3 separate regions of the Homo sapiens genome follow, and regions 1 and 2 are each linked to region 3. A link is an interaction called in ENCODE POLR2A ChIA-PET data of the cell type or tissue named here. Cell type or tissue: PC-9. All regions are shown on one strand. Links, peaks and the distances in the headings refer to the core of each region. The heading gives the core; the rest is flanking DNA.

What was found. Peaks named below come from ENCODE experiments on the same cell type or tissue, not always from the same donor. Only the 100,000 strongest peaks of a DNase experiment are listed, where the experiment ranks them.
Region 1: POLR2A ChIA-PET joins it to region 3 with 19 read pairs; 6 of 35 experiments call an interaction of 5 or more read pairs at or near these places.
Region 2: POLR2A ChIA-PET joins it to region 3 with 22 read pairs; 5 of 35 experiments call an interaction of 5 or more read pairs at or near these places.

The regions. Positions count from the first base shown.
Region 1 is chr22:45,671,890-45,682,354 of GRCh38, forward strand. It overlaps ATXN10 (ataxin 10), which reads left to right. Exons shown (of 12, transcript NM_013236.4): 1 at 1-290. The coding sequence starts at 175. Among named protein-coding and RNA genes, the nearest start is that of ATXN10, 5.3 kb to the left of the region's middle. RefSeq lists a silencer at 248-577. In PC-9, for the core only: no CTCF peak of the experiment used is centred there; no DNase peak of the experiment used is centred there; H3K4me3 peaks cover 2,384 bases; H3K27ac peaks cover 4,809 bases.
Region 2 is chr22:45,661,208-45,671,672 of GRCh38, forward strand. No RefSeq gene overlaps it. Among named protein-coding and RNA genes, the nearest start is that of ATXN10, 5.4 kb to the right of the region's middle. RefSeq lists a silencer at 10,300-10,465. In PC-9, for the core only: no CTCF peak of the experiment used is centred there; no DNase peak of the experiment used is centred there.
Region 3 is chr22:45,600,872-45,611,336 of GRCh38, forward strand. It overlaps LINC01589 (long intergenic non-protein coding RNA 1589), which reads right to left and starts at 4,776. Exons shown (of 2, transcript NR_131244.1): 1 at 4,530-4,776; 2 at 3,561-3,887. It overlaps FBLN1 (fibulin 1), which reads left to right. Exons shown (of 17, transcript NM_006486.3): 17 at 1-264. RefSeq lists an enhancer at 451-1,023. In PC-9, for the core only: no CTCF peak of the experiment used is centred there; DNase peaks (open chromatin) are centred at 2,030, 3,560, 4,570 and 8,090; H3K27ac peaks cover 3,759 bases.

The DNA.
Region 1 (10,465 bases), core at 1,053-9,052, 71 kb after region 3:
GCGGCGCAGCTTCAGGGCAGCGCGGGCTGCAGCGGCGGCGGCGGTTAGGGCTGTGTAGGGCGAGGCCTCCCCCTTCCTCCTCGCCATCCTACTCCTCCCTCCTCGTCATCCTCCCCCTTCGTCCTCCTCGCCTTCCTCCTCCTCGTCAGGCTCGACCCAGCTGTGAGCGGCAAGATGGCGGCGCCCAGGCCGCCGCCTGCCAGGCTGTCGGGCGTCATGGTGCCGGCGCCCATCCAAGACCTGGAGGCCCTGCGCGCGCTCACGGCGCTCTTCAAAGAGCAGCGGAACCGGTAACGGGTCCGGCCGGGGGGCTGCCCCGGGCAGGGGAGGGCGGCCGGGACTCCCGCGGCGGCCCCGGCCTGGACCCAGGCGCCGCCCCCGCCTCGCTGGAGACGCGGAGGGCGAGGCCTGCGCGGGCTGCCTGAGCGCCACCCAGGCCTCCCGACTCCCAGGCACCGCCTCGTGCTCGTGGGTCCCCGCGGGGCCTGGGGCGGGCGCCCCGCTCCCCCACCGCAGCCAGTCCGGGTGCGAAGCCGCGATCCCGGGAGCCCTTGCCGCGGCGTGCCGGTGATGTTGACCCAACACACGGTTAGGCCTCCCCTGTCATGTGCGAGGGCTGCGCCAGGCCCTGGCTGCAAGACCCACGCGGCCCCCAGAGTCATAAAGCGTGTGTTTTAGCGGGAGAGACCCGTGTTACGGACGCGGGAATTGGGCAGTTGCGGGGATGGCAGTCTCTAGGCATGGAGTGGGACTGGCACTCCTTTCTCCTCGGCGTTAGAGCCCAGGCTGCACCATCTGCCCTGGGGGCAGCGCTCTGTGCAGTGTGGAAGAGCACGGGCCTGGAGAGACCAGTCCAGTCCTGATGCCACTGAGGGGCAAGATAGCCAGGCAAAAAGAGAAGGTGCCCAGGAGTCGACAGTTGTGGATTTGGTTCCTGGCCTTGCAAGCTGCGTGTTACTGTGCAGTTTCTCCAGGCCTTAGAATTCTTGTCTAAAAATGGGACTATAATACACAGCTTAGTTGCTGGATTGTACAGAGGAATAAATGAAATAAAGTACGTGAAAATATAAAATGTGCGAAGCCCTCAGTCAATGCTTGTTTGATCTTGTTCTGTCCTCTGGGCCTCAGTTTTCTTGTCTATTTAATGGGAGTAAAGTTGAACAGTACCTCCCTGGTGATAGTGTCATAAGGAGTAAATGAGATATAATGCATATTAAATCCTTAGGACATACCTGTACATAGCACTAAATGTAGCTGATATTATCACTTAACACATTGATTGGTAGTTACCCATGTATCAGCTATTGTGCTAGGTGATGGGGTAGGAAAATGGAAAGTCCTTGCTCTCTCCTGTACTAGTATGTACAAGATAACACAGCTGTGGGGGTATGTATGTACAAAGCAGAGGGAACATTGAAGAAAGAAATACTGAGACTTGGGTCAGCCTAGGTGATCACTAGAGGACTTCCTCTCTTTAAACTAGACACCTGGTCTGAGCACTTCCTTTACCTCACATCACTTTGGGAAATGTGGAGCTGCTGAAGGAATGCTATTAATAAAAGTCCCTGGTACTGCTCTATGGGCCTTTGGGGGAGATGTATTTATTGATTTAATGCTTAGGCATTTCTGTATCATGATGGACCCTCCTTTTAGTTAATAACCCAGTCATCAACCATTTATTGAGCACCTACTATGAAACAGATTTTTTTGTTGGGGTCTGAGGGTACAGAGAGGAATGATGTGAGTGATCCCTTTTATCAGGCATATTTGGGAAATAGCTAAATAAACACATTGTAATGGAAATCTATACAAGAGGTGGTGGCACAGGGGAGCATGTGGATATGTTGGAAGATTGGCGAGCCAGGAGAGGCTTTTTAAGGTTATTTCAGGTGCTCGGTTATAGATGAGAGGACTAGAGGGAACAGTGTCTGCAAAGGGGCCATATGTTAATTTTGCAAAACCGATGAGACAATTAAGTAACATAGATAAGGTTTCTCGTACAGAAGAGACATTTAGTCAGACATCAGTTCCCTTTTTATAACTTGGAGAAAATCCAAGCCCCTGAGCCAGTTTAGAAGGCCCTTCTTGACTCTATCTCTTGTGAGGGAAGAAGTTACAGAGAACCATTGATGGTTTTTGTCAAGGGAGTGGCGCGATAAGATCTGCCTGTTAGATCTTCCTGGCCGCCTCCGCCTCCATTGTGGGGAATAAATGAGAGGACGAAGCTAGAGACAGGGGGGACCTTTAAGGAGTGGTAGCGGAAGCCCATGTGAAAGAGAAAAGTGCCTAAATTAGGACATTGTGGGGATGAGTAGAATAAATACTGAGAGATACAAGGTTGAATGGACAGGACTCGGACCAGTTGGATTGTGGGGGGGAGAATGAGGAAATGAGGATGCTTCCCAGATTTCATCTGAGTTCTGGGACAGTGTCCTTGTTCCAGGCAGAGATTGGAGACCAGGAAAGGTGAACTGATGTGCAGGTCCTGGCATGGAAAGACACAGTTGTGTGGTGGTGCAGAGAACTCATGATCAGGGTTTATAAGGACAGGCTTCTGGTCCTGGTTCTGTCACTGCTTCTCTTTGTCTTTGGACAAATTATAAGGGTCTTGTGGGGCTGGGCCCAGACTCCTGCTCCTCTGAGAGGATCCCTCCAGTTCTGATGCTCAGGGAGCCAGTGTTTGTCCTTGGGGGTCTCCTCTTCAGAGAGGACATAGGGCTGTTGTCTAGTATGAACAGGAACACAGATGGATCCAGGGGGAGGATGGGCCAAGGTGTTAGAAGGTGGACGAGACAAAAAGCCAGGCAAAATGAGTCCTCAGTGTAGCAAATAGAAAACAGCAGACAAAAAGCAAAAACAGTGAGGAAAGTAATTAAGAGATTCTTCTCTTTTGGTGGAATACATTATTTCTCTAGGATTCCATTTTATATTTGAAGAATCATAGACATAATGTAGTTGGTGGTCCTTCTGAGCTCTTCCATGCTACAAAACAAACTTCTGTCAGTGGTAGCTTGAGTAATAGAAGTGTCATGCAGTGGGAAGAGCAGTGGCTTTGGAACCATGGAGACCTGGATGTGAATCCTGGTTTAGTTTGTGAGGCTTCTTGTTTCTTTCCTTGAAAACGGGATGATGGTAGCCACTTTGACAGATTATTTTGAGGATCTGTAATATTATATGTGTAGCATAGTGGTTTATGCATAGTAAATGCCATTTATTTAGGACCTGTTATTAAAATATAACAAGGTTGTAAGTGACCAAGAATCCATTTGTGTTGAATCTCCTGTCTTATCAGAAACAAAAATTGCAGCTATTTCAGGAAGACAGTTCTAATTTTGGGGTTTCCGGAGAAGGGGATCTCAGGATCTCATTACAATTTTAGCAGCCCCCAAGTGAAAAGAAATTCTTACATCCCATTGTGGGAATTTTAAATATGTCCACAAATTCTTTGATACTCTGACCTTCTCAAGAGGAGGAGGTTAATTCTTTTCTCCTTGAGTGTGGGCTGAACTTAGTGACTTGCTCCTGAAGAGTAGAATATGGTAGAAGTGACAGTGTGCGACTTCTCAGACTAGGTCATAAAAAGCATCGTAGTTTCCTCTTTGCTAGCTCTTTCTTGAATCACCCACTCTGACAAAGCCAGCTGCCATGTCATGAGGACACTCAAGCATCCATATGCAGAGAGCTGTGTGGTGAGGAGCTGAGGCCTCCTTTGAACAGCCATGTGATGAACTACCTTGGAAGCAGGTCCTCTGAGCTCCAGTCACATCCTCAGCCACGTGTGCAACCTCATGAGACACCCTAAGCCTCTCAGATCTGTGTGAGATCATAAATGTTATTGTTTTAAAATGCTAAATTTTGGGCTAATTTGCTATGTAGCAATACATCATTAATACACCAGTCTTAATTCTCCATGCTGTGTATTAAATGCATTCTGTAACCCACTTCTTAAACAGTGTCTTGGTCACTAAAATAATTTAAACATATTGCTTATGGTCATATAATATCAGTATTGAGATATTCCTCAGCTGTTTCTTCTCTGTGTAAGATAATTCTTTTTTCTCACATTTGTTTTATACTTTTTGTTTAATGTAGATATCACCGTATTTCACATTTGTTTAACAAGTGATTTATCTTGCTGTGAGTCTTTGCAAGTCATGTTAAATTCTTTCTGAACAAGTAAGACAAACATTTAAAATTCTATTTTAGTTGCTCCTTTAATTATTTTTCTTTTTTTTTTCCGAGACAGGGCCTCACTTTGTCATCCAGGTTGGAGTGCATTTTTTCTAGAGAAGGGGGTCTCACTATGTTGCCCAGGCTGGTCTCGAACTCCTGGCCTCAAGTGATCCTCCTGCCTCGGCCTCCCAAAGTGTTGGGATTACAGGCATGAGCCACCGTACCTGGCTAGTTGCCTTTATGATGCATCCATGAGGCATCTCCAGACCCCACAAAGTGTAGAGCCAGGTGAGATGGGTTGTCATACTCCATCTGTGCTGTTCATTAAGTAGCCACTAGCTACATGTAGCTACTTAATTAATTGAAAATAAGTAAAATTAATGTTTCATTTCCTTAGTTGCATTAGCCATATTTTTTAATTTGTTTTTTTTTTTTTGAGACAGTTTCACTCTTGTTGCCCAGGTTGGAGTGCAGTGGTGTGATCTTGGCTCACTGCAACCTTCGCCTCCCGGGTTCAAGCGATTCACCTGCCTCAGCTTCCCGAGTAGTTGGAATTACAGGCATACGCCACCACACCTGGCTAATTTTGTATTTTTAATAGAGACGGGGTTTCTCCACGTTGGTCAGGTTGGTCTTGAACTCCCGACCTCAGGTGATCCGCCTGCCTTGGCCTCCCAAAGTGCTGGGATTACAGGCATGAGCCACCGTGCCCTGCCCTTTATTACTATTTTTTTAGAGACAGGGTCTCACTCTGTTGCCCAAGCTGGAGTGCAGTGGCACGATCATAGTTCACTGCATCCTCGACTTCCTGGGCTCAAGCAATCCTCCTGCCTCCTTCCCCAGTAGCTGGGACTACAGGTGTACACCACCATGCCCAGATAATTTTTTTGTTTATTTTTTGTAGAGATGGGGTCTCGCCATGTTGCCCAGGCTGGCATTAGCCATATTTTAAGTGCTCATTGGCCACATGTGATGTGACAGCACAGATATAGAATATTTCCATCATCACAGAAAGTTCTGGAAATAGTGCTCTTCTGTAGTAAGTTTTCTATAGGGGAGATTGTATTTTGACTCTTGAGTATTCTTGAAATAATGGAACATTTGGATGCTGCTTTCTATAAATTCATCTCATACTTAAACTGATACCTCATTGGTCTTCCACCTGATGAGCTTCTTGAATGAAGTGGGCACATCACATTCACTGTATGCCTGGCATCTAGCATAGAGTTGATAGTGGCAGATGCTTATCAGTTTCTTGTGGAGTTGCTGCTATTTCTATAACTTATTACTCATTGCACTTGCTTGGTCTTTTTCTTAGTCGTGTAGACAGTAATTTTTTTTTTCAGCTTCTATCAGTATAGCTCATTTTTTCTCTTCAATCTGCTTAGACAAAATGAGGTTTTCGTTGGTGTTTAATTTAAAAATTAAAAAAAAATTCAGGCCAAAAGGTCTTAAAAAAAAAAAAAAGAAAAGGCAAGTCCTGGACTTAGAGAAGTATTTAAAATATATATGATAAAGAAGTTGTTTCAGAATATATGAAGTACTCCTACCTACAACTCAATAAAAAAGACTCCTACAACTCAATTTAAAAATTGGGCAAAATCTGTGCTTTACAAAGAAAAATAAAGGCCAATAAGCGTATGATAAAGTGCTCCAAATCACTAGTTATTAGGGAAATGCAGTTAAAACTTCAGTGAGAGACTACTGCATGCCGTTTAGGATGGCTATTATCCAAAAAATGGAAAAGAACAAGTATCGTTGAGGATGTGGGGAAATGGGAACCCTTGTGTGTTGCTAGTGGACATGTAAAGTGGTGCTGCTACTATGGAAAATAATTTGGTGGGTCCTCAAAAAGCTAAACATGGAATATGACCAAGCAGTTTTACTCTTAGGTATGTGCCCGAAGAAAATGAAAAAGGACAAATTCTGTATGATTCTGCTTTTATGAAGTACCTAGAACAGACAAACTTGTAGAGACAGAAAGTAGATTAGAGGTTACTAGGATTTGGAGAGAGGGGAAATTGGGAGTTACTGCTTCATGTTTACAGAGTTTCTATTTGGGTGTTAAAAAAAATTTTGGAAGTAGAGGTGATAGTTGTACAACATTGTGAATATAATTAAAGCCATTGAACTGTAGACTTAAAATGAACAACATGGCAAATTTTATGTTATATATATGTATTTTACCACAGTTAAAAAAATTAATAATACAATGTACCAAAATCCATTTAATTGTACGCTTTAAGTGGGTGACTTTAGTGTGCCACGTGAACCCTATCTCAATAGTGCTGTTATAAACAAATCCATAGTAAGGTGCCTCTGCATCCCTATTAGAATGGCTATAATGAAAATGAGTGACACTGAATTTTGGTGGGCATGTGAAGCTATATATTTATGATTTTTAAAAAGTCACATTGTTTGGAGTAGAGGGGATGTGTTTAAAATGTGAACTCCTCCCTCACTGCTATTTTTGTTTCATAATAAAATAGCCTTTTATGTATCTTTTTCCCTACTCAGTAGTGCCTTTCTTGAAGGGAGGGACTTTATGGTGTTTCTTAGCAGGGTGCCTGGCCCATTTTGGGTACTCTGTAAATGTTGAACTGAACTGAATAGAGCAATGAAGAGCCAGTAGCTCCAGTGAGCCAATCAGTAATTACTCAAATTGCTAAAATGCTATTGATTAGTTTACCATGTAATTCATTCATTGACTCACACCACACATGATACATGTAAGATCTGTGCTTAGTGCTGCAGCTGTGATTGATAGGATAAAATTAACTATGTGTAGCTTACTTTGAACTACTGACATAGGAGTAGCTCACATGCTATTAAATTATTAAATTTAATACATTTGTAATTTGCTAAAAATGTATATTTGTAATTTATATTTACAAAATAAATTTGTAAATTTGTAAATATAAATGTCTTAAGCCTTCATTCCTTTGCTTATACACACTCTTCATTTTCCCTCAAGGTTGAGTTACCATTTCACTTCCTTTTGAAAGCCGTTTCTGACCTTCAGGTGCTTTTGCCCTGTATTCCCTTGGCACTCTGTGCTTACCTCTTTCAAAGAACTTCACATAATCACTTAATTACCTACCAGTCTCACTAGAGTGAGAGCAGCCCGAGGCCAGGACTCTTATTTACCTCTGTTTTCAGTACCAACTTTCAGGCCTACCACATAATGAGCATCCAATAGTATTTTTATTATTTTCTTGAACACCTGATTTTCTTGAGCCATGAGAGAGAAAATGAGAGCATACAAGAAAGACTTTAATTAGGAGGGGACAGGAAACGTTAAATATGACAGATGACTGATTTCAAGGGGTAAAAAATGACTTGGTATTGTTACTTGGTTGTATAAATATGTTGACTAACCTTCATAAAGAAAGTGAATAGATTAAGCACTTTAGAGGTCAACATACCACAGAGGTAAAAAATAAACCTATCCATCTGTGTATACACACGCACATGGATTTTCCCCGGACATTACTGAGCCTCTGGGCAGCAAGTGTCTTTAACTACACCAAAACACACAAAAACCCAAAAAACAAAAACCCACACGAGTCGTCAGCTTGGCTGAGGACGCCATATGGCGTTTTGACTCAACCATGATTCAGCTCAACTTTGTTGAGAGAGAACATCAATTAAGTTACACTATAAAAAGCATATTTTAGAGTGTGCTGGCAATTTCCTTTATTTTTACCTATGCCATGAGCTGGAATGCTACATGGAATTGTTTGGTAAGGTGTTCTGACTCAGCTTCAAAATACAGAAGTGGTCAGTGTGAGCCACCTCATACATTCAATTATCTTAAATGCATGAAGTAGACAGGAAAGAGTTTGAGCCAGCCGAAATAAATAAAACCAATCGAAATAAATAAGGTTAGGATTGTGACCACCAGTACCCTCAGAGCAGAGTTTCTCAGCTCTTTCATTCTTCCAGTCTTTTGTAGTGGTCACTGGACCCAAGGGCTTGGTCACTGGACTGTGGGCAATGACACTCAAAAGCAAAGGAACTGTGGGACTACCAGTAGGGTGAGCTGGGCCCTGTGATGGCCACAAGCTTAGAGAAGTTATTAGAGTTAACGAGATGATCCATAAGTGGGGGATGCTCTTTCATTATAGCTATTGAGGAGTTTGTGTACTGCTTAGAACAGTGTCTGGCACCTAATAGACACAGTTTAAGTGTTAGCGTTTTCGTTGTTGGTGTCATTGTCATCATCATCATCAATGAGAATATTATAAAACTATCAAAAGACATTTAAAAAGACTTAAGTGGTAAGATACACCATTGTATTATAGGAAACCTCAATAACAAAGACATCAATACCTCCCAAATTGACCTGTGGATTCAATGCCATTCATAATAAAATTGCAGCAGGGTTTTTGCTAGAAATTCACACAGATTTTCTAAGTTATATGAGAAACTCCTAGGTTTTCTCTTACTCTCTGAACTGTCATCCCTTTAAGGCTTTTTTGTTTTTTTGAGATAGGGTCTCACTGTGTCACCTAGGCTGGAGTGCAGTGGTGCCATCACAGCGCCACCATGCCCCGCTAATTAAAAATTTTTTTTTTTTTTGGTAGAGATTAGCTCTCACTATGTTTCCCAGGCTGGTCTTGAACTCCTGGGCTCAAGTGATCCTCCTGCCTCAGCCTCCCATAGTATTGCGATTACAGGTGTGAGCCACTGTTCCTGGAACCCTTTAAGGTTTTTTTACATGAATCCTCTTCTGACTCCCCAGTTCTTAAGATCCTTCTCTATGCCCTCAGCAAAATTCCCTGTATCCTGAACTTCTGTAAACATCCATTCATCTTCTTGATCTAAATGAAATATGGCTCTGAGGACATGCCTTTCCCAGGGTTCTTGAAAGTGGGAGGCTGTTTTCTCTCCTGCACTCAGTACAATGCTTGGCTCAAAGGTGTGGTAGTTCTCCTTGATTGTCATTGCTGCTTTCAGACCTTTTTCCTCCATAGACCACTCCAACTTTTAATCTCATGACATCAGAGTATCCCTTGTTTAATCACTTTTGTGGTTAAAAGAGACCTTTGGGTCAGTCTGCCTCATTCCTTGAAGAGTTTAGCCCTGGCTCACTTTTCACTCTATTTCTTCTCCTGTCTTAAATCTTCGTTATTTCATTGTTTATATAGATTTTCCTTTCATTATCCTGACCTCGAATTTCTTTGACTTTCTCTCCCTTAGTGAGCTTGACCTCCATCCCATCTCAGACACACATTGCCATACCTTACTTAGACTTTATCCATAACTGTAGCTGCCTTCCCCCACAATCTCGAGTCCCAATCCCTGTTTTATCTTCTCTTTAGGGCCCTTGCTTCATCAAGTCTTTAACCTCACCAGGACCTACAGTCTTTTGACCCTATTTCCTATTTACTACCCCTTTTGTTTTTCATTCCCCTTCTTAATGTTCACATTCCCATCTTGATCTGGCTTAGATCCATGGATGAGTAATAAGAGCATTTTTTAATGTACATCCTCAACTCCACTGCCTCCTCTCTAAACTTTGTTATGTTTGCCTGGTAAAACTCCAGCTCTGGTCAAATCCAACTTGTTACCTTTGCGACAGTACCCAAATAGCTGAACAAGGCTAGAGAAAAACATACAGCCGTGCAGACTGCTCTCACTTTAACTTGCTGATCACTAACTAACGTGGCCCTTAATGCTACCTGTCAGTCCCGCTGTTTGCCCTGGTCCCTTGACTCTCCTGCTCCCCGAGTCAGGTATTTCATGCTCCACCCTCTTCAAACCTCCATCCCATCTCCCTCATCCTCACTCTCAGCTCTCTGAAAATAGGAGCAACTAGAAGATAATTTCCAGGAACTCTCATCACCCTCTCTGCCCACCTACTTGTATCTGTGCCCGTAGCCTGCCTTTGCTTCTGGTCTGTGGATTAGCGATCTTGCTCTGAATATGAGCTCCCCTTAAGTTTGCACTAAATTCCATTGCCTTTTGCACACATTGCTCCAGCAGTCTTCTTCTCTCCCCCCTTAAAAATCATCAGTTTTACCCTTTCTATTGGATTGCACTCATCAGTTTATAGATCTGCTGTAATTTTTCCATACTAAGAAAAATCTCTCCCTCCATTTCCCTGAGTGATAATCCTTCCCGGATCTCAGAACTCAGTCCTCAGACCTCTTCTCTTTTCTGCCTATATTTACTTTCAGAGTATTCTCACTCAATCTTGTGGCTTTAATAACTTCCGTTTGCTGGTGACTAACATTTTTCTTTAGCTGGACTTCTTTGTTTTTTTTTTTGAGACAGGGTCTCGCTCTGT
Region 2 (10,465 bases), core at 1,322-9,321, 60 kb after region 3:
CATTAGCCTCTTAGCTACAATTCCTTACATTTTTTAATGGCTACCCTAAGGAATGTAATATACAATGAACTTACAGGTCAGTATCCCCCTCTGTTCTTTGTTATTGTTGTTACATGTAATACATCTACATACATTATACACCTCACATGAATATGCTTAATTTTTGCTATGAACCATTATATGGTTTATAAAACAATTGAGAGGAAAAATGCAAATGGGAAAAATTATTTGTATTTACCCAGCTATTTACCATGTCTAATACTTGTCAGCTTTTCTGAGGATTTGAGTTTCCATCTGATATAATTTCCCTCAGCATGAAGAAGTTCCTTTAGCATTTCTCGTGGTACAGTTCTGTTGGTGAGGCCATCTCTTAGTTTTATTTTATCTGAACATGTCTTTAATATTGTTTTTATTCTAGAATAATATTTTTTCTGGATGTAGAATTCCTGATTGATAGTTTTTTTTTTTCCTTCAGGAGGTTACAAATGTTCCACTATCTTCTGGACTCCATGGTTTCTGATAAGAAGCAGTCATGAATCAATAATTGTTTTTCTGTATATGTCATTTTTATGTTGATGCTATCAAGATGTTTGTTTGCTCTCTTTCTTTGACTTTCACTGGTGTGATGTGTCTTAGCATAGGCTTCTTTATGTTGATTTTGTTTGATGTTAGTTTAGCATCTTAAATTTGCAAGATTCCACCTTTCACCAAATTTGGAAAATTTTGGCTATTATTTCTTCACATACTTTTTTTTGGGGGGTCCTGTTTTCTCTTTCCTGTCCTTCTAGCCTTGCAATTACACTAATATTTGAAAATCTGATATCCTCTAACAGGTCCCTGATATTCTTTCTCTTTGTTGTTTAAAAAATATATATTTTTTCAGCCAGGTGCTCATAATTGAACTCCTGGCCTCAAGTGATCTGCCCGCCTTGGCCTCCCAAAGTGTTGGGATTACAGGCGTGAGCCATCATGTCCAGCCCTTTTTAATCATTTCTATTTCTCTGCTGAGATTGATCATTTTCTCTCTTGAGGTTTTTATTCACTGAAGTCATGTTTTGTTTTACCTCATTTAATTTAGTTATAATCATTGCTTTAAAATCTGTCAGTTCTCACATCTAGTTCATCTCATGGACAGATTTGATTTTCTTTTCTCTTGAGAATGTTCTCTAATTTCATATTTGTATTTCAGGTAACTTTTGGATTGTATTTTGATACTATTAATAGTAAGCTGTGGGGATTCTGGATTCTGTTATTTTCCTCTGTGGAGTGTTGTTTCCTTTGTTTTCATAGACAATTTTCTTATGTGGGCTTGGGCTGAAAACTCTATTTCTTCAGGGGCAGTTCCAGTTTTGCGTCAGATCTTTTGTATTTAGTTGAGCTGCTTTGGGTCTACACCACATGATAAGGTTTATTAAGTGGGCAGTCAGCTATACGGATATAATTAATTTGGGGATCCCCTCTATCTTGGTCCATTTCCTGCTGCTTATAACAGAATATCTGAAACTGGGTAACTTATAAAGAAAAGAAATTTATTTCTTACAGTTATGGAGGCTGAAAAGTCCAAAATTGAGGGGCTGCATTTGGCGAGAGGCTTCTTGCTGAAGGGGACTCTCTCCAGAGTCCCAAGGCAGTGCAGGGCATCACATAGTGAGGGGGCTGAGGGTACTAGCTCAGGTCTCTCTTCCTCTTCTTATAGAGCCACCAGACCCACTCCCAAGATAACCAATTAATCCATTATTCTATGAATAGATTAATCCATTCATGAGGACAGCTCTCATGAACCAGTCACTCCTTAAAGGCCCTACCTGTCAATACTGCCACATTGGGGATTAAAATCTCAACATGAGTTTTGGACAGGAGAAACATTCAAAGCATAGCACCCTCTCTGGCTCTTTCCCTTTTGGGATTTTTCCCATTCTCTTCAGTGTTCAATTTTCATACATTTACTTTTATGTTTCCCCAGGCCAGAAAGAATGCAGAGTTTTGCACATGTGCCCCCAACCATTGCTGTGCACATCCACGTGCTACAATTAGTCCCAGGCTAAAAGCTACAGAGATGTGAACCTACTTGTATAGCTCCCCATCTCCCTTCCTCCAAGTGAGGAGGTACTCCTCATCAGAGTCTGCGTCTGTTCACTCTCAAGCCCTTCAGGTGGTTGTTTTTTGTAGTATATCTAGGTTTTATGATTATTTACTATGGGGTACATAAGTGTGGGGGTCACCAAGTAGGGTCTTCGTCCATCTTACCCAGAAGTGGAAGTTTGTCATGAATTGGTCCGCAGAGCACTTTGAATAGTCCTGGCCTAAACCACTGTCTCAATGATGGCCCCATTCAGAATGGCATTTGCAAGTTTCTCTTCCATAGTTTTCTACCAGATGTTTATAAGTGAGGTTCAATACCAGATAATGTCAAAACTAATAGAGGAATTCCCAGTTCAGGCAGAGGGAGCACAAAGTGCCAATAATATCCAAATATTGTTTGGTACTGATTGACTTGACAAAGCTCATTTCACAAAAAACCGTTCTGGCTTTTACAGACTGTTCTCAATGGATTTCCCTTCTTTCCTGTCAATGGATTTTCTTTCTTTGCTGGCCTTTGACTTTCTGTGATCTTGGCTGCTGGGAAGTATAAGGCAGAGGAAGTCCTTAGGCAGGAGATAAACCTGGGCCTGTTCCTACAGAGGTGGTCTTTTGAGAGTCCTGGGGTCACTAGTTGGGACAGCAGAAGGCAAAAGTCCCAGGTAGTGTTATGATGGTTTGGAGCAGAGCCATGTCATGAATATTTTAATTTTTTATTTTAAACCCTATGAGACATTGTTGCTTTATGATTGTTTTGTACTTTGGATGTTCATTTAGATGAAGCGGATGGTAAATACCATTCTCAGTCTTCTTTATTCCTTTCTGTGTCTCTCATCTTCCATCTGGGATTGTTTTTGTCTCTAATTCACACTCTTTTGTATTTCCTTTACCATGGATCTGTTGGCAGTTATTTTTATTTTTCAGCACATCCAAGATAGCATTCCACTATTTTGGTTTCCAGTGTTTCTGTGGAGGATACAGCTTACTGAATCCTCACTCCTTTAAAAATAAACTGTCTTTTTATTCCCCTGTGGCTTCTTATCAGATTTTGTCTTTGTCTTTTTGCATAACTTCACTAGATGTGAATATATGGTGTGTTTATATTTAGATGTCTTTTCGTGTATTCTGCTTTCTATTCATTGAGCTTCTTGAATCTGTGGTTTGGAATCTTTCATCAGTTTTGGCAGATTCTCAGCTATTCTCCTAGGTATTGCCTCTGTTACAATTACATGTGTTAGACTTTCTCAACTTATTTTCTGCATCTCTTAGCTCTTCTGTATTTTTTGTATTTTAATTTCTTCATTCTGGATAGTTTCTTTCTAAATCTTCCAGTTCATTTATTCTCTCTTTAGGTCTCTCTAACCTGTTTTAATCCCATCAATTGAGTTGTTACTGTGTTATTTCTAATTTCAGTTCCAGAATTTCTATTTATTTATTATATAAATACACTATTTCACTTTTTATAGTTCAATACCTTGCTTGGACTTTTGAACTATTTCTTTTTTCTTTTTTGAGATGGAGTCTCACTCTGTTGCCCAGGCTAGAGTGCAGTGGCGTGGTCTCGGCTCACTGCAACCTCTGCCTCCTGGGTTCAAGTAATTCTCCTGCCTCAGCCTCCCAAGTAGCTGGGATTACAGGTGCATGCCACCGCGCCCGGCTAATTTTTTGTATTTTTAGTAGGGACGGGGTTTCACCATGTTGGCCAGGCTGGTCTCAAATTCCTGACCTCATGATCTGCCCACCTCAGCCTCCCAAAGTGCTGGGATTACAGGCGTGAGCCACTGCGCCTGGCCGAATTATTTCTTTGAACATAGTAAACCTGTTGTGTCATTGCCATGTTCCATTCCAATAGCTTAAGTTTTTGTGGATCAGTTTCTGTTGTATGTTGCTTCTGCTGGTTCTTATAATTTCTGGTTTCCCTGTAGAGTGAGTTATTTTTGTGTTGTTCACTCTATTTGAGAAGTATTTGTAGAAATAATTTGATGCTTAGGATGGCACATTCTTCCAAAGATGGTTTTCATTTGCTTCTGTCATGTGTCTAAATGTGCCACCATTCTGGGTCTGTCTTAATCCCAATTCAGGTGTTTTGGTTCCTTGGATCAACCAGGTGACAAAGAGGTTTTTGAAATATTTCATTTGGGTTTAAAATAAAAGTTTTTCTCATTCAGAGGATAGCTTTAAATAACTTGGCGTGACATTACCAGAAGTGAAGCTTTTTCTGTTTTATGAAGCTTCTTGTATAAGGCAGGGATTACATCTTTTCTCCATGTTTGGTAGAACCATATATAAAGTCAGCTGGTTTGAGGCTATATTTTGGTGCTTCATTTTCTGGAATGTATTTCCACCTTTGTTTGTCTAGTGCTCATACAATTATTTAAGATTCAGCTTACATGGTTTCTCTAGTTGTATTTCTTCATCTCTCCAGCTTCTTAGCTCTTTATACATCTTTTTTCTGACATGATTTATTATGCTATCTTATCAGTATATATTTCTGTTTTCCTTTAATAGACTCAGAGGTTATTCATGACTAAGGTATTATATTATTCATCTTCATAAGACTAGGTTCTAATATAGTCCATGATAGATGCTCAAATCTTCTGGTTAAATTGAAATATGAAAAATAAAATGTAAAATGGATTGGTAACAATCATAAGGAATAGCTTAATAACTTTACAAATTACATAAAAATAATTGATCCCCACAAGGCAACTATTACTAACATCAGAATCATCACCTCAAATACCGGTAGTCTATTGTCAGTCACTTATTACCAATTATATCTTGACCGTACTCACGATTTCCTACGTGTTTCCTACTGTTTCTCATTTGCCCAACTACCTAACAGCTTTTGATCTCCTTGCCCACTTCGTTCTTTCTACTTTCTCACTTTTACACCACACAGTTCGCTGTTAACACGTATTGAACTAAGCTAAATATATGACAGACTCTGAATTGACTATCATCAAATCTTCCCAACAATTTAATTAAATAGGTGCTATTACTATTCCATTTTACAAATGAAAAAAAAAAGGCTTAAAGAGATGGTTACTTGTCCAAGTTCAGGTGCTAAGAGATAAAAGAGGGATTCACATCACCCAGGTCTGTCTGACTCCAGAGCTCATGTTCTTTACCAGAAGTTGGCAAACCTTTTCTAAAAAGAACCATATAGTTAATATTTTAGGCTTTGGAGGCCATACAGTCTCTGTAGCAACAAGTCAATTCTGCCACTTTAGTGCCAAAATAGCCACAGAGAATATGTAAATGAATGACTATGACAGTTTCTAACACAATTTTATTTACGAAAATAGGTGGCGGGAAGAGTTTGGCTCATAGGTGATAGTGTGCCAATCCCTGCTCTGAACAAGTACACTACTCTGTTATTTTTTTCTCCTTTTTCTCAATCTCCAGAGTTTTCCATTCAACAGATATTGATAGCATTGCTTCTAAGCACAGGGCTGGGATGAAGATGAGAAAATCCCTGCCTTGAGGGACCTCAGATGTGGAAGAGGAGGGCATAAACACACATCTATAGCACAGGCTGACTATGGAAAGTCAGTGCCAAAAGAGAGGCACAGGCTGACCAGAGATTCTTCTGAAGAACACATGAGATCTTGTGGAGTTGGTGATATATGACAAAAGCTTTCTAGCAAGAGCATCGTAGGCAGAGATGCTAAGAAGGATGTTTCCAACAGAAAAGCCAGCAGAAGCACACATTTTTCTATCCACTTGTCACTTATCTTCTACTCAGTCTCTCTTTTTTTTTTTTTTTTTTTGAGACAGAGTCTCGCTCTGTTGTCCAGGCTGGAGTGCAGTGGTGTGATCTCAGCTCACTGCAAGCTCCGCCTCCCAGGTACACACCGTTCTCCTGCCTCAGCCTCCCGAGTAGCTGGGACTACAGGTGCCCACCACCATGCCTGGCTAATTTTTTGTATTTTTAGTAAAGACGGGTTTCACCTTGTTAGCCAGGATGGTCTCGATCTCCTGACCTCATGATCCACCCGCCCTGGCCTCCGAAAGTGCTGGGATTACAGGTGTGAGCCACCGCACCCGGCCTCATCTTCTATTCTCTTTACCAGTATTCACTTACTTCCTCTTTCTTTTCCTTGCCAAAATCATATGCACTTTGGTCCAAATCTGTTTTTGCCTTGCACCTCATCTACTTTCTTCTCTGATTTTCTTTTTTGCCTTCCTTCCTTTTCTTTTCTTTGTATTTACTTCCTTCTTGATTACTGAGTCATTGCTGATTCAATTCTTCTGCAGTGGGCTCAAGGTACAAATTTATATCACAAATTTCATTTGAAGTCGAATTCACGTACATCAACATGGTGGCATGTTCATCTGGTTTGTCTAAGTCAAACAGCTATATAACATTAACAATGTCATTTAGCCCTAGTGAAATATTAACTTGGTTCTGTCAATTCAGTCAAGGTTGAAATCCTCTAGTCGATTTTGGGCAGTCAATAACATCCACTGTTTGACCAGTTTAATTTCCTTTCGTTTCTCTTATGCGTATTTCTACTTTTTGTCTGTCCTGTTAATCTCTCTGTTTTAATCTTTTCCCTTATAATTTTTCTTCTTTTTCCATCAGCCTCCTTTTCTGTACTTTTTGGATTATTGCACTTCTTCTAGAGGCATGCTATCTCCTTTCTCCTTTCTGCAGATATATATATATATATATATATATATGTATATTTATTTATTTATTTATTTAGAGATGGAGTCTTGCTCTGTCACCCAGGCTGGAGTGTAATGGCGTGCTCTCAGCTCACTGCAACCTCTGCCTCCCAGGCTCAAGTGATTCTCCTGCCTCAGCGTCCTGAGTAGCTGGGATTACAGGTGCCTGCCACCATGCCTGGCTAATTTTTTTCTGTATTTTTAGTAGAGATGGGGGTTTCACCATGTTGGCCAGGCTGGTCTCAAACTGCTGACCTCAGGCGATCTGCCTGCCTCCGCCTCCCAAAGTGCTGGGATTACAACCGTAAGCAGGCATGAGCCACCGCGTCCGGCCTCTGCTGATATAGTTAAAAAGATTCTTTGTTCATTAATTCAACTTTTATTGAGCAATTACCACATAGTAGGTCTTTTTCTAGGTGCTGGGCTGGAGATACAAAAATAACCAAAAGAGACAAAAATCTCTACCCTTGTAGAGCTTACATTCTAGTAGTAAGTGAAATAGATAAGCAACAATAAACAAAATAGAAAAGTAAGTTATATATCAAGTATTAAGTGCTATGCGGAAAATTCCTGGGGATCAGGAATTTGGGTAGCCTGTTACAATTTTAAATAGATTGATCAGGAAGGTTGTTAAAAGATCATTTGAACAGGTAGTTGAAGGAAATAAGGAAGCAAGTCATGGAGATGTTTGTGAGGAGTTGTTCTATACAAAAACAAAAACAAAAACACCAGCATATACAAACTCCTAAGGCAGGAGAGTTCTTTTCCTGGTGGAGTTATGGGATTTAAAAAAAAAAAAGGAAAAACAAAACTTTATCTGAGGAATATGATCTCCTTTAAATGATCGGGCCTAGAGAAGCATTGGAATGAAACACCAATCATGTCTCTCCTCCTTGAGCTGAATACTTACCTCTTTTCAAAAGGAATTATTACTATTTTTTAAAGACAGGGTCTCTCTCTATTACCCAGGCTGGACTGCAGTGGTGTGGTAATAGCTCACTGAGGCCTTCAACTCCTAGGCTCAATGAATCCTCCCATTTCAGCCTCTGGAGTAGCTGGGACTATTGCCATGTACCACCATGCCTAATTTTTTAAAAATTTTTTCGTAGAGATGGGGGGTCTCACACTATGTTGTGCAGGCTGGTCTCAGACTCCTGGGCTCAAGCAATCCTCCTGCCTCAGCCACCCAAAGCACTGAGACTACAGGCATGAGCCACCATGCCTGGCCTAATTACCTCTTGAAGCCACATTCTATTTGGCCTCTAGACGAACTGATGTCAACTAGCTACACAATGGCATACAATCTATAGTTCAACATTGTACAGCCAATCATTAACCAACATTATTTCTTAAACCAATGAGAATTCATGACAAACAACCTTTTAAATCACCCTCTCTCCTGATTCGTCCTTTTTTCTTTAAAAAGTTGAGCTTCTCTTTCGTTCTCCAGAGCACTCCCCAAGGCAACTTGGATGTGTGTCCTGGACTGCAATGCTCACGTTGGCCCAAATAAACTCTTTATATTGATTTTACCTCAGCTTATTCCTTTTAAATAGACAGAGGACAATAAGGAGGTCAGTATGGCTGAAGCACAATGGAAGAGGAAGAGGCTAGTAGATGTGATTAGAGCCCACAGGGGCTGGAGGTGATGGCGAAGGAGGAGGCAGGTCATTTAGGGGCTTTTCTATTGGAAGAACTTGGCTTTTACTCTGAGTGAAATGGAAATCCCTTAGAGGGTTTTGGGCAGAGTTAAATGTTGAAATATTTTTTAAACGATCTAAAACGTAAGGAAGCAAGAGCAGAGGCCAAAAGACCAATCAGGAATATATTACAATATTCCAGGCAAGAAGTATGAATATTATAGGGAATGTTTTTCTGGGAATGTTACATTTGAGAATAAGAAAACTAAAGGCCAGGTTTTTTTGTTTGTTTGTTTGAGACAGAGTCTCCCTCTGTTGCCCAGGCTGGAATGCAGTGGTATGATCTCAGCTCAGTGCAACGTGTGCCTTCCAGGTTCAAGCAATTCCCTTGTCTCAGCCTCCCAAATGGCTGGGACTACAGGCACCCGCCACCATGCCTGGCTAATTTTTAGTAGAAAGGGGGTTTTGCCATGTTGGCCAGACTGATCTTGAACTCCTGACCTCAAGTGATCTGCCCGCCTCGGCCTCCCAAAGTGCTGGGATTACAGGCATGAGCCACCGTGTCTGGCCTAAAGATCAGGATTTTGGTGCATAACAAGTACATTTTACTATCCTGTGCTCCTCAAGGGAAAATTAAGAGATTTTTGCCCTGTTAGCTTAAGGAGTGTTAAACATTTTGCATTGTCTTGAGCACTGCTACTAATAAGTGATCTAATACCTGGCACATAGTACACCGCAATATTCGTGGAATGAATAAATACATACTCAATTAAATGGGTAAACTGAATGACAATATCAAGTAACTTGCTTGTGCAGCAGCATTCATTTCCCTCCCTCCTTTTTTTTTTTTTTTTTTTTTTTTTTTGATACAGGGTATCATTCTGCCACCCAGGCTGGAGTGCAGTGGTGTGATCACAGCTCACTGCAGCCTCGACCTCCTGGGCTCAAGTAATCCTCCTGCCTTGGCCACCCAAAGTGCTGGGATTACAGGCATGAGCCACCATGCCCCACCAGGATTCACTTTTTCTGCATACTCTGGTGGTGTTTATTGTTATCTTTACATTTTATTTAGCAAAGAATGTTAAAAGCGCCATGTTATAAGCACACTCCTACCCTCCAAGCAGAATGTAAAGGGTATGTATTTATATATTTTAAGTGGTCCCACAGCAATTTGTACAGTTATAGCAGTTCACAACTATACTCAGTTATGTTTGCTTCTCTCCTTCTCAATAGTCTGTGAGGTTCCTTCAGGTTTGGAACTGTCTTTTATTAATCTTTACATCTCCAGCACCTAGCGCAGGGCTTAGCAACAATTTTTGTTGAAAGTATATACACTGTAATAAAGGGCAGTGGAAAGAAAATATGTGAGTTATCAACACCAGCTAGAGAAGCCTTGTCTGATTCCTGTGAAATATATTCATTTCCCTTAGGAAAAAAAACAATTCTAACCCTATTGCTGTGTAACTTAGCTTCTTGACTTCGAACGGTATTTTAAGGCTTTGAGGAGCTGGAGCAATGTATACTCACTAGAGGCAAAGTGCCTGGTAAGTGGTCTGGTATTGATCAGCAATGATCAGTAAGTACTGGGAAGTGCGTTTTCAGGGCCTGAGACTTGCAAGCTAGTGACAGACCGCTCCAGCTTCCAGTGGACCCGGGCGGGGGCACTGATCAACCCACTTGAGCAGTGGGATCAAGGTCTTCAGCCTTAGCAGTGGGAGCCTCTGCCCGGCCCCCTTCGTTCCCGAGACCCTCAGTCAGCGTCTCCTCCCAAGAGGGTCCCCTCCACCCAGAATGTCCTCCCCTGGGGGAGACCACTCTGTCTGCGGGCCCCCTCCCACAGGAGGGCCCCTCTTCCTCAAGGTGAACCTCTGTCCCCGATACCCGCTCCCAAGACCGAGACCTTGTTACGGCCCCACCCTCCACAGGCCCCTTACCCCCCGGATCCCCTCCCCTGGGGGAGACCCCTCTGTCCGCGGGCACCCTCCTATAGGACGCGCCCCTCTTTCTCAGGGTGAACCTCTGGTTCCCGATACCCGCTCCCAAGACCGAGACCCTGTTACGGCCACATCAAC
Region 3 (10,465 bases), core at 1,202-9,201:
AAGGACATGGCTGCTGTAGAATAGCACAGACGTGGATGATAAATTATCCCCAGAAGCAGCATGACAGAATGCCTCGGGGAGCACTTGGAAGGGAAATTGCAGTTCTGTTGAAATAGAGGAAAATCCCTTGGTAAAGACACAGCCTGTTAGGCTCGTGTGGGCCTCCAGTATGTTCACCAGGGGAATGGCTGGGATTTCTCGGCACTCTGCATCATCCATCTTTTCTTATAGGTGGGAAAATAAACAACTTTGTGATCCTCCTGATGGCCTGTGCATGAGAGTCTTTCAAGAAGAGGGCTCTCTGCCAGCTCAGGAGTCTTCCGCCAGCTAAGGGACTGGAAATCTCCCCCCGCCGTCCCCCTGCCTCACCCCACCCAAGGTTGTCTCAGTGCTCCTCCTGCCCCTCAAGGTTCTGGGGCGGGGCCCAGCTTGTGTATTGGAAAAGCTTCCTACACACGTCGTTTTCAATGCCATGCCCACCCTCTGAGAAGTGTGGCTCGGGTTTGTTCCCTGCCCCATGTCCAGTGCTGCTAGGAAAGCCCAGGGCTCTGGCTTCTGTGTGACTTGCTTCCAATAGCATCCCTCGTGGCATCCTGATCCTCTCTAGAAATCCCTGGGGGCAAATAATGACCCTTCCGCAGCCATGAGTCCCTGCCAGACACAGGCCTGGGCCAGGCATTTGACATGAGGTGCTTCGCTCATTCCTCCTGGTGGCCCAGTGTGGTGGGTATGATCACACACAATCTTGAGATGGACAAACTGGGCTCAGAGAGAGGAACTTGGCTGCCAAAATTCACACATTTGAGAGACAAAGAGGGAATTCAAATTCCATTTATCTGAATTTAAGCCCTCTCTAAACCCTGTGTCAGCAATAGATATGGACAGACTGAATTTGTTGGGGGACTGACACCCCAATTGGCATCAGTGGCGGGGCCAGGGGCTCCCTGTGCCCCAGGGCCCACTCCGGCCTCCAGGGACTCAGCATCCAGGCTCTGTTTCCACACACGCCTCTCCTCCAAATCCTTCCCTAGGTTGATCCCATCCTCTTAGGTATGGACCCCATTTGTGGCTCAGAACCTCTCTCATCCTATGCCTCATTTCGCAGCCTGGACCCTAGCACTGGGTGAGATCTCAGCCCCACACTCAAGCCAACACCACTCCAACTCTCAAGAACATGGTCTCCACCACCTTTAGGAAGACCTTTCCAAGGTCACTTATTTGGGTCACTGGTCCATCAAAGCCAAGCCTGGGCCAGCCAAGTACAAGGCCTGCTGGAGCCTTGGCCGCTGTAGCTGGTGGGAAACAAGAGGCCAGGTGTGGGGCTGGACAGTCCAAGGAGCCACATCCGGGGACAAAACAAGTGCAGGGGACATCCATGCAGGTCTTGATGCCAGGGAGTTAGGGAATTGGGGTCCTGGCAGGGAAGCAGGGCTGGGAGCTGGCTGCAAGAATGAAAGGAAGACTCAGGGGGAGGGGCAGGAAATAGAAAGGGACATGTAGGGGGAGTGCTGCCGCCCACTTGCAGCCTGGGGGCAAATCTGCCAGAGCCAGGCCGTTCTGGGCTCAGCAAAGCTGGTTTCTGGGAGCCTTCTTCAGTAGGGTGGGGTGGGAAGACCGAGGTGCAGGCTGCTTTGGGAAAAGAGTTTCCCATATTCCTAACGGGAGTTAGGGCAGGCCAGGTGCAGTGCCTCACACCTGTAATCCCAGAACTTTGGCAGGCCAAGGCAGGTAGATCACTTGAGGTCAGGCGTTCCAGACCAGCCTGGCCAACATGGTGAAACCTCGTCTCTATTAAAAATACAAAAATTAGCTGGGCATGGTAGCGGGTGCCTGTATTCCCAGCTATTCGAGATGCTGAGGCAGGAGAATCACATGAACCCAGGAGGTGGAGGTTGCATTGAGCTGAGATCCACTCCAGCCGGGGCAGAGGAATGAGACTGTGTCTCAAAAAAAAAAAAAAAAAAAAAAAAAAAAAGGGCAGCTAACATGGGAAGAGTGAATACAGAGCCAAGCCCCCTGCTGCTGATTGGCTTTTGAATGAGCACATGATCCAAGCTGTCCAATCAGAGTCCTGCCTCAGAGAGCCTGCCGTCTGGAGCAGAAGAGGGCAGGAGGGGCCCGCAAGTAAGCGGTGAGGGCGCCAGGTTGAGGAGCCCAGGGGAATAGAGGGAGTCCTGACCCTATCTGATTCAGAATCAGGGAGGCAAAGGCAGACCTCTCTCGGCAGGGCTAGCAGGGCGAGTCACTGCCATCGTCCGAGCTTCAGTTTCCACATCTGCAAAGTGGAGATTCCCAGATGGCAGTGAGGAGCGCTGGAGAGCATGAGTGCAAGAGGGCTTTGTGCATTGCAAAGTGCTGCATCCGTGTGTGACGGCTTATTATCATTAACCGTTAAAAGCAGCGATGACGGTGATGACGATAATGGTTGCCACTGTCAATCGAGCCACATGAACGCGCTCTGGAAGCTTGGCATCTTTTCAATCCGGCATTTCCTTTTCTTAATCATCCTGGAGAGACTTGGTAGACAGTTGTGTAAATTACCCACCAGCTTAACTCTTCATATTTCATATCATGCTATGGGTTGGGCACCTGATGGACCCATAAGTATCTCATTATACTTGCAAAGTAATTACTGTCAGAGCCTCGCATCAGCGGCATTAAGGGACCAGCTAATGGGAGCTGGAGGTGCCTCTGAGTTCCTCCACAACAGTGATTCCTTCTTAATTGTAGCCTTAGAACAAGATAACTGAGGGACATTGCTAAAGGCAAAGCAGTTTATAAGCAGCATGAGACAGCAAAACACACAGAGACACCAAGTTGAATCCTTCTTGTTGATCTGGTAGAAGAAACTTGGAGGGAAGGTCCCAGAAGGTGTCATAGAGTGGTATTCGACCAGAAAGCTGCCTGTTTTTTTTTTTTATTCCTAAGGGACATCTATTCTACTGTACAGAGGAAGTCTGTGGCATGTGTCAGAAGTGCCTGGGCTGCCCAGGGTCCTAGCAGGACCCGTTTTAACATGCAGGTGGGCATTGAGTGGAGGGTGCCAGGGCCCACCCAGCCAACCCAGCCAAGCCAGCCAACTAGAATTCGAGGAGGTAAGCCAGCTTTTCCAAAGTTCTCAAGTTTGTCCAGGTGAAAAAACACCTGGAAATCAAGGGTTTTTTTCCTAATATTGTAACATGAAAATTTTCAAATATACAGCCGAGTTGAAGGAATTTTACAGTGAATACCAGGGCACCTTCCACCTAGATTCTGCCACTGACATTTTATGAGATTCAGTTGCATTTTGAAGAAATGACAATATGATGAATTAATAAATACAAATAAGAAACTTACAGTTTCTTGTAGGCTTGCGCTCAAATCCAGCCACTTACTAGCTGTGTGTCCTTGGGCACATTGCTTAATGTCTCAGAGCCTTGGTTTTCTCTACAACGAAATGAAAATAAGGACACATACTTCACAGGAGTGATTGTTAGGATGAAAGGGGATGATTACGTAAAACAGTGCAAGAACTGCTACACAGGAGGTCCTCCATAAATAGTACTGTCATGACACACACACCCGAAAGGATAGTCTTTATTCAGTTAGATGCCACATTTTATTAAAGTCTTGTGTGGACAAGAAGTGAAACCTCAGAGGAATTTATGAAGAATAATTGGAGGCACTTCCTTGTGACTTGGCTTCATCCGGACCGGATGACTTCTGGGTGCCAGCAACAGTTCCCCATTTCCATTCACGTTTCCCCACATCGTTCATGCCAAAGAGATGGGTGCCAAGAGGCCATCCGTCTTCATCCTGGACATAGAATGAGACGGGAACTCACTCTTGAAGGACTTTTGAAGTCTCAGAGAAGAAACGGAGCCACCGTAGACCTTTTGAAATACGGCCTGTGAGAAGCACGGTGACAGTCACCATTACTACCAATAATCACATTACTCTTTGTGGGAAAAAAGACCTACTATGTGCCAGGAAGGCTTCGGTAATCATCTCCAACACACACACATTCTCTCACACACACATGTGCGCATGTGTGCACACACACACACACCACACACACACACACACACACTCCGCAGCCCTTCTGCCATGCCCAGCTCAGGGCCATCTTCTCCCACAAGGATGCCGGTCTCATCTCCTGAAATGAGGTTGCAGTGAGCCGAGATTGAGCCACTGCACTCCAGCCTGGGTGACAGAGCGAGACTCCATATAACCTCTGCCTCCTGGGTTCAAGAAACTCTTGTGCCTCAGCCTCCCAAGTAGCTGGGATTACAAGCGCGTACCACCACACCCAGCTAATATTTTTTGTATTTTTTAGTAGAGACAGGGTTTCGTCATGTTGGCCAGGCTGGTCTCGAACTCCCAACCTCAGGTGATCTGCCTGCCTCAGCCTCCCAAAGTGCTGGGATTACAGGCATGAGCCACCGCGCCCGGCCTGATCTCAGTCTTTAAGAGAGCAGCAGCTCATCTGTGGCCACTGCTTCCCAGGGACTTGCCAGAAGGGAGGTGCAGGGCACAGGGAAATAACCCACCTCTATCTGACGGCTTCAATGGTATCGAATGTCCTCAGTGGCAGCACGCAGCACAGAAGCTGAGGTGTGGCTGCATTCCATTTGGAGAATTCCACTGTGATTCATGGTGTCAGCTGCGGGTTCAAGGTGTCACAATTTAATTATTAAACATCATGAGGCATTAGGAGGCTTGGGCACGCACTGATAAGTGATCCATTTCTAACACAGCTGGTTTATTACTGTTTGTGGCAGCTCCTGCACGAATTGGTGTCCGTTAACTAAGCAATGGTATTATAATTACACATTTAAATTATGTATGGGAAGGGTGTCAGTGGTAGAAGTCAGACTGCAGTGATTACTTTCAGTCTTCAGACCTCCTGGATGTAGTCTCTCTGCAGATAGCTGTAACTCTGGCTTGTTTTCTGCTCATTTTCTGCAGACATGTAGAATCCACTGCTAGGGTCCACTGAGCTGTCTTCTGGGTGGTTTTTGGTGCTGCAGGAGATAAACACATGTGTCTTCCTGGTTGGACCCAGTTGATGCACTAACCTAATTCTGTCCTTTGCCTGCCCTGATCTCCATAGCCTGCTTCTTCCTGGAAATTTGCTGCTGCTGCTGCTTCTTTTTTTTTTTTTTTTTTTTGAGACAGGGTCTCGCTCTGTCGCCCAGGCTGGAGTGCAGTGGCGTGATCTCAGCTCACTGCAGTCTCTGCCTCCCGGGGGTTCAAACCATTCTCTCTGCCTCAGCCTCCTGTGTAGTGTGGATTACAGGCACCCCCCACCATGCCCAGCTAATTTTTGTATTTTTAGTAGAGATGGGTTTTCACCGTGTTGGCCAGGCTGGTCTCGAACTCCTGACCTCAGGTGATCCACCCGCCTCGGCCTCCCAAAGTGCTGGGTCTACAGGCGTGAGCCACCGCGCCCGGCCGGAAATGTGCTTCTTTAGAGGAAAGCACCGTTGATCCCACCTCCTTGATCTGGTTTCTAAGACCTCATACAAACTGGGCCCGTTAGTCTTTGCTCCCTGATACTATCTGATACCATCTGGTCTCACTCCTTCCTTCCCATCTTGTTCATTCATTGGTTCACTCATTCATTCACTCACTTCACGCCCTCCCTCTGGTGAATCAGTTCCCCTCTGTCCTCCCCACTCTGTCCAGTCCTCCCCTAGGCTGCCAGGTTACATTTCCAAAACTCCGATCTGATCAGGCCCTCTTGGTCTCAGATCCTCCAAGGGCTTCCTTCAAGGGCTCCTGCACCAACCTCGTGGTGTGGCTGTGTGACATAATAAGAAACATTCACTTCTATTTGGTCTCTTTCCGGGTTCCTGACACAAAGCTCCTAATCCCTTGTCTTTGGTTTAATGAGGTGACTCTCAGTGGCTCCTGGGTGGGGTTGGGGGCTGAGCACCAGAAAGACCCAGATTCGACGAGGAGCCTGGAGCTTTTGGCTCCACCCCCACCCTCCAGGAAAGGGAGAGGGGCTGGAGATTGAGCTAATAATCCATCACGCGTAAGTAATGAAGCCTCCGTAAAAATCCCTGAACTACAGGATCCAGAGAGCTTCTGGGCTGGTGGACACATCCGCATGCTGGGAGGGTGGCGCCCCCCAACTCCACGGGGACAGAAGCTCCTGTGCCCGGGCCCCACCAGAGCTCGCCCTGTGTGCCTCTTCGTCTTCCTGTTCATCTGTATCATCAATAATGTCCTTTACAAGGACATTATTGTCCTTGTGATAATGAATGAGGAAGGAATTATTCCATTCAGGAAGGAATGAGACCAGATGGTATCAGATAGTATCAGGGAGCAAAGACTAATGGGCCCAGTTTGTATAAGGTCTTAGAAACCTATACATGTAACCAAAGTGTTTCCCTGAGTTCTGTGAGCCATTTTAGCCAATTACCAAACCCGAGGAGGGCGTTCTGGGGACCCCTGATGTGTAGCCAAGTCAGACGGAAGTGTGGGTAACCTGAGCGCCCAATCTTTGCAACTGACATCTGAAGTAGGGACGGTCTTGCAGGACGGAGCCCATATCCTCTCGGGCCTGTGCTAACTCTGGGTGGCCAGCGTCAGAATTGAACTGAAGTGTAGGACGCCCAGATGGTGTCTGCAGAGAGCTGGCCGGGCGTGGTGGCTCACGCCTGTAATCCCAGCACTTTGGGAAACCGAGGCGGGCGGATCACCTGAGGTCAGGAGTTGGAGACCAACCTGGCCAACATGGTGAAACCCCATCTCTACTAAAAAAAATACAAAAATTAGCCAGGCGAGATGGTGGGTGCCTGTGATCCCAGCTACTCAGGAGGCTGAGGCAGGAGAATCGCTTGAACCTGAGAGGTGGAGTTTGCAGTGAGCCAAGATCGCGCCATTGCACTCCAGCCTGGGCAACAGAATGAGACTCTGTCTCAAAAAAAAAAAAAAAAAAAAAGCGGGACAGACAGGGGTGGGAAGTTGGGGAGGGGGCTCTGGGAGGGGGAAGATGTGGGTGCCCCATGTGGAGCTAAGAATGGAGGAGTGGCAGGGGGCACAAGGTCACAGAACCAGGCTGAGGAAGAAGAGGTTGCCTGGAGGGTGGGACCCAGAAGCTACTGAAATGTCGCAGCAGAAATGGCCATTGAACGCCCCTTCTAAGGTCCTCGGTGGGAAAGTCAAGTCCTAACATCCTACATGGGGAAATCTACGCAGTTAGCAGAGCCAAATATGACAGCGACATGAGCCAGCCACTTTGGGAAACAGTCAAGTCCTAACATCCTACATGGGGAAATCTACGCAGTTAGCAGAGCCAAATATGACAGCGACATGAGCCAGCCACTTTGGGAAACAGTCAAGTCCTAACATCCTACATGGGGAAATCTACGCAGTTAGCAGAGCCAAATATGACAGCGACATGAGCCAGCCACTTTGAACCTGACGTTTCATCGTCACGTGAGACTGTAGCTCTCTGAGTCCCACACCCTGGTCACCTTGTCCTGGTTCCTGCACCTTTGAGGGTGAGTTATTCAAGTCAGCCGGTGGAGTAGACGGTGCTCCTGATCATTCCTAAAAGGCAACAGCCTTTTCTGCATTTCTTGCAGGAAAAGTCAGACAGATCTGAGAAGAAATCTCCAGATTCCCCAGAAAGCACTCTCTTGAACATCCTTTCCTGTGCATACACAGCAGGTGTTTAATTCTTGCTCTAGGGAGCAGAGCCCGTCCCAGTGTGAAGAGTGGCTTTGCACACAAGAAACTATTTCTCCATTGTCTCCCTAGATTAGAGAGGCCCCCAGTTGAAACTGCTTCCCCTGAGCCTTCGGTATTAGAAACTGGTAAAACCCCTCCAGAAGCATCGCCCTGGAAACTTGAGCACCTCAACCCCCAAACTCAGATCCCAGCAGAGAAAGCCTTTGGCATCCCAGGACCGAATGCTAACGGCGCTGAGGTCGGGTGAATCCGCTCTGGCCTGTGGTGATGGTGACTTGCTGTTGAGAACCTTAGTGTTTTGAGTGAACAAGAAGAAATCTATTCCAGCATGATTATTCCAATTGGGATTTAGGAGGACTGGGCATTCTCCACATTCCAGTCTTCTTCAGTTCCATGGGCTTAAGAGGGGGCTTATTTTTTTCTTTCTGTGCCACAAAAACTTGGCAGCGATGACTAACCTAGGGTAACATGAGAAAGCTTACTAGGTCGGTCTGTGGCTTTCCTGCTAGCTTTCCTGTTTGTCATACGACAGTGAGACCAATGCCAGCTCATCATGGCACAGAGAGCTTTGGGTGATCTTTGCAGCTGGATGTGAGGCCCAGCTTGGTGGGCTAATGCCCTGGAGAATGGGTACCTTGGGTGTTCAGTGAGAGGCACGGTAGGAGTGGGGTAGGGGTGAGAGGAAAGAGGCATGCGGAGCTCAGAGGTAGAAGCACAGCCTGTTTCTAATAGACATTAAAAAGAAAGGACACTTTTGGCCGGGCGCTGTGGCTCACTCCTGTAATCCCAGCATTTTGGGAGGCCGAGGCGGGCGGATCACCTGAGGTCAGGAGTTCGAGACCAGCCTGGCCAACATGGTGAAACCTCACCTCCGCTAAAAATACAAGAATTAGCCAGGCGTGGTGGCACATGCCTGTAGTCCCAACTACTCAGGAGGCTGAGGCAGGAGAATCACTTGAACCTGGGAGGCAGAGGTTGTAGTTAGCCGAGATCATGCTACTGCACTCCAGCCTGGGTGACAGAGTGAGACCCCATCTCAAAAAAAAAAAGAAAAAAGAAAAAAAAGAAAGAAAAAGAAAGGACATTTCTAACTGGACAGGGATGACCTTCGTTAGAGAAACAGCAGCAACTTGGCCTTCACCAGCCCCAAACAACACTGCCAGGTTGAGATCATTACTACCATTTTGCAGAGGACAAATGTGAGCCTCAGAAACGAAGAAACTCCCCCAGAGTAGGACACGGCCAAGCTGTTTCTTACCCTCCGGCCTCCTGTGCTCTTTCCATGACAAGCAGAAAGAAGAGGCTACCTTTGGTTTAAGGTCTCGATAAACTTTGACACTGTGGAACCAATCCTTCCTCCTTGCAAACAACATTCAGTTCAACTTGGTGAATCTCTATTGACCATTTATTATGTGCAAATGCCTGTATGCATGAAATAAAATTAAAAAATAAAATATGCATGAAATTAAAACAACACACAACAATAACCAGGCATGGACACAAGGCCTAGGAAGGGCTTGGCATGAACACACTAAATCAATTTAGCCGAGGAGACCATTCCCAATATTCTGGAGGGGGCAAGTCTGATATTAACTCCCCGGGGAAAAGAGCCCTTTCCTCGCTTACTCCTGGTAGGACCAAACCCAATATCTAGCACTTTTTACCAACTCTTTCAAGATCCTCCCAGAGAGTTTTTTCATCTGTATCAGTTCTCTCATCTGAAAAGTGAGCCTAATAATTACTACCTTGCAGGAGTTTGGGGAGTATGAAGCAAGATGGTGACTACAAAACGTGGGCACGGTGCCTGGTCCGGAAGAGGAGCTCAGAAAATATCTGTTCCAGTTCTTCTCTTCCTTTCCCAGGCACGTGCCTTTGTGAGTTCTCAGTAAATGTCACCTCACTCTCCTTTTTTAAAAAAATAAAAATTTTTCGGCATGTCTCCTATAACTCAGGTACAGGGCTAGGCCCAGAGATACAGTGATGAATGAGACACAGTGGTGGTTACGGGACTTACCAGCAGGATAACGTGAAGGCTGGCACGGGGTCTTTCAGGCCCAGTAAAAGCAAGTTTCTTTCATTGTTTATTGCAAATTTACTGAACTACGTTTTGTTTTCATCATTTGTGTTTTCTTAATTTTCTCTCAATGCACCAAACTGTTTAAGACAAAGCTCGTTTCAATTTCATAAGAGAAATGAATTCTAGAAGCAGGGTCCAATGAAGTTGGCCATTATTTAACTTCACTAACGTGAATAAAAGCAACCTATGCTTTTAGTATACAAATAATTTTGTAAAAGGTAAAGAGTATCATAATAGAAATCACCCTACACGATAGCCAAAAGGCGGAAGCAACCCAATTGTTCACCAATGGACAAACGGATAAACGAAATGTGATCTATGGCCAGGTGCAGTGGCTCATGGCTGTAATCCCAGCATTGTGGGAGGCCAAGGATGGCAGATTTTTTGAGCCCAGGGGTTTGAGCCCAGCCTGGGCAACATGGCAAAATCCTATATCAACCAAAAAAGAAAAAAAAATTAGCTGGATGTGGTGGTGCATGCCTATAGTCCCAGCTACTCAGAAGGCTGAGATGGGAGGACCACTTGAGCCTGGGGGGTGGGAGGTTGCAGTGAGCTGAGATCACGCAGCTGCACTCCAGCCTGGGCAACAGAGCAAGACCCTATTTCAAAAAAACAGAAAACCAGGCCCGGCATGGTGGCTCTTGCCTGTAATCCCGGCACTTTGGGAGGCCGAGGCAGGCAGATCACTTGAGGTCAGGAGTTCAA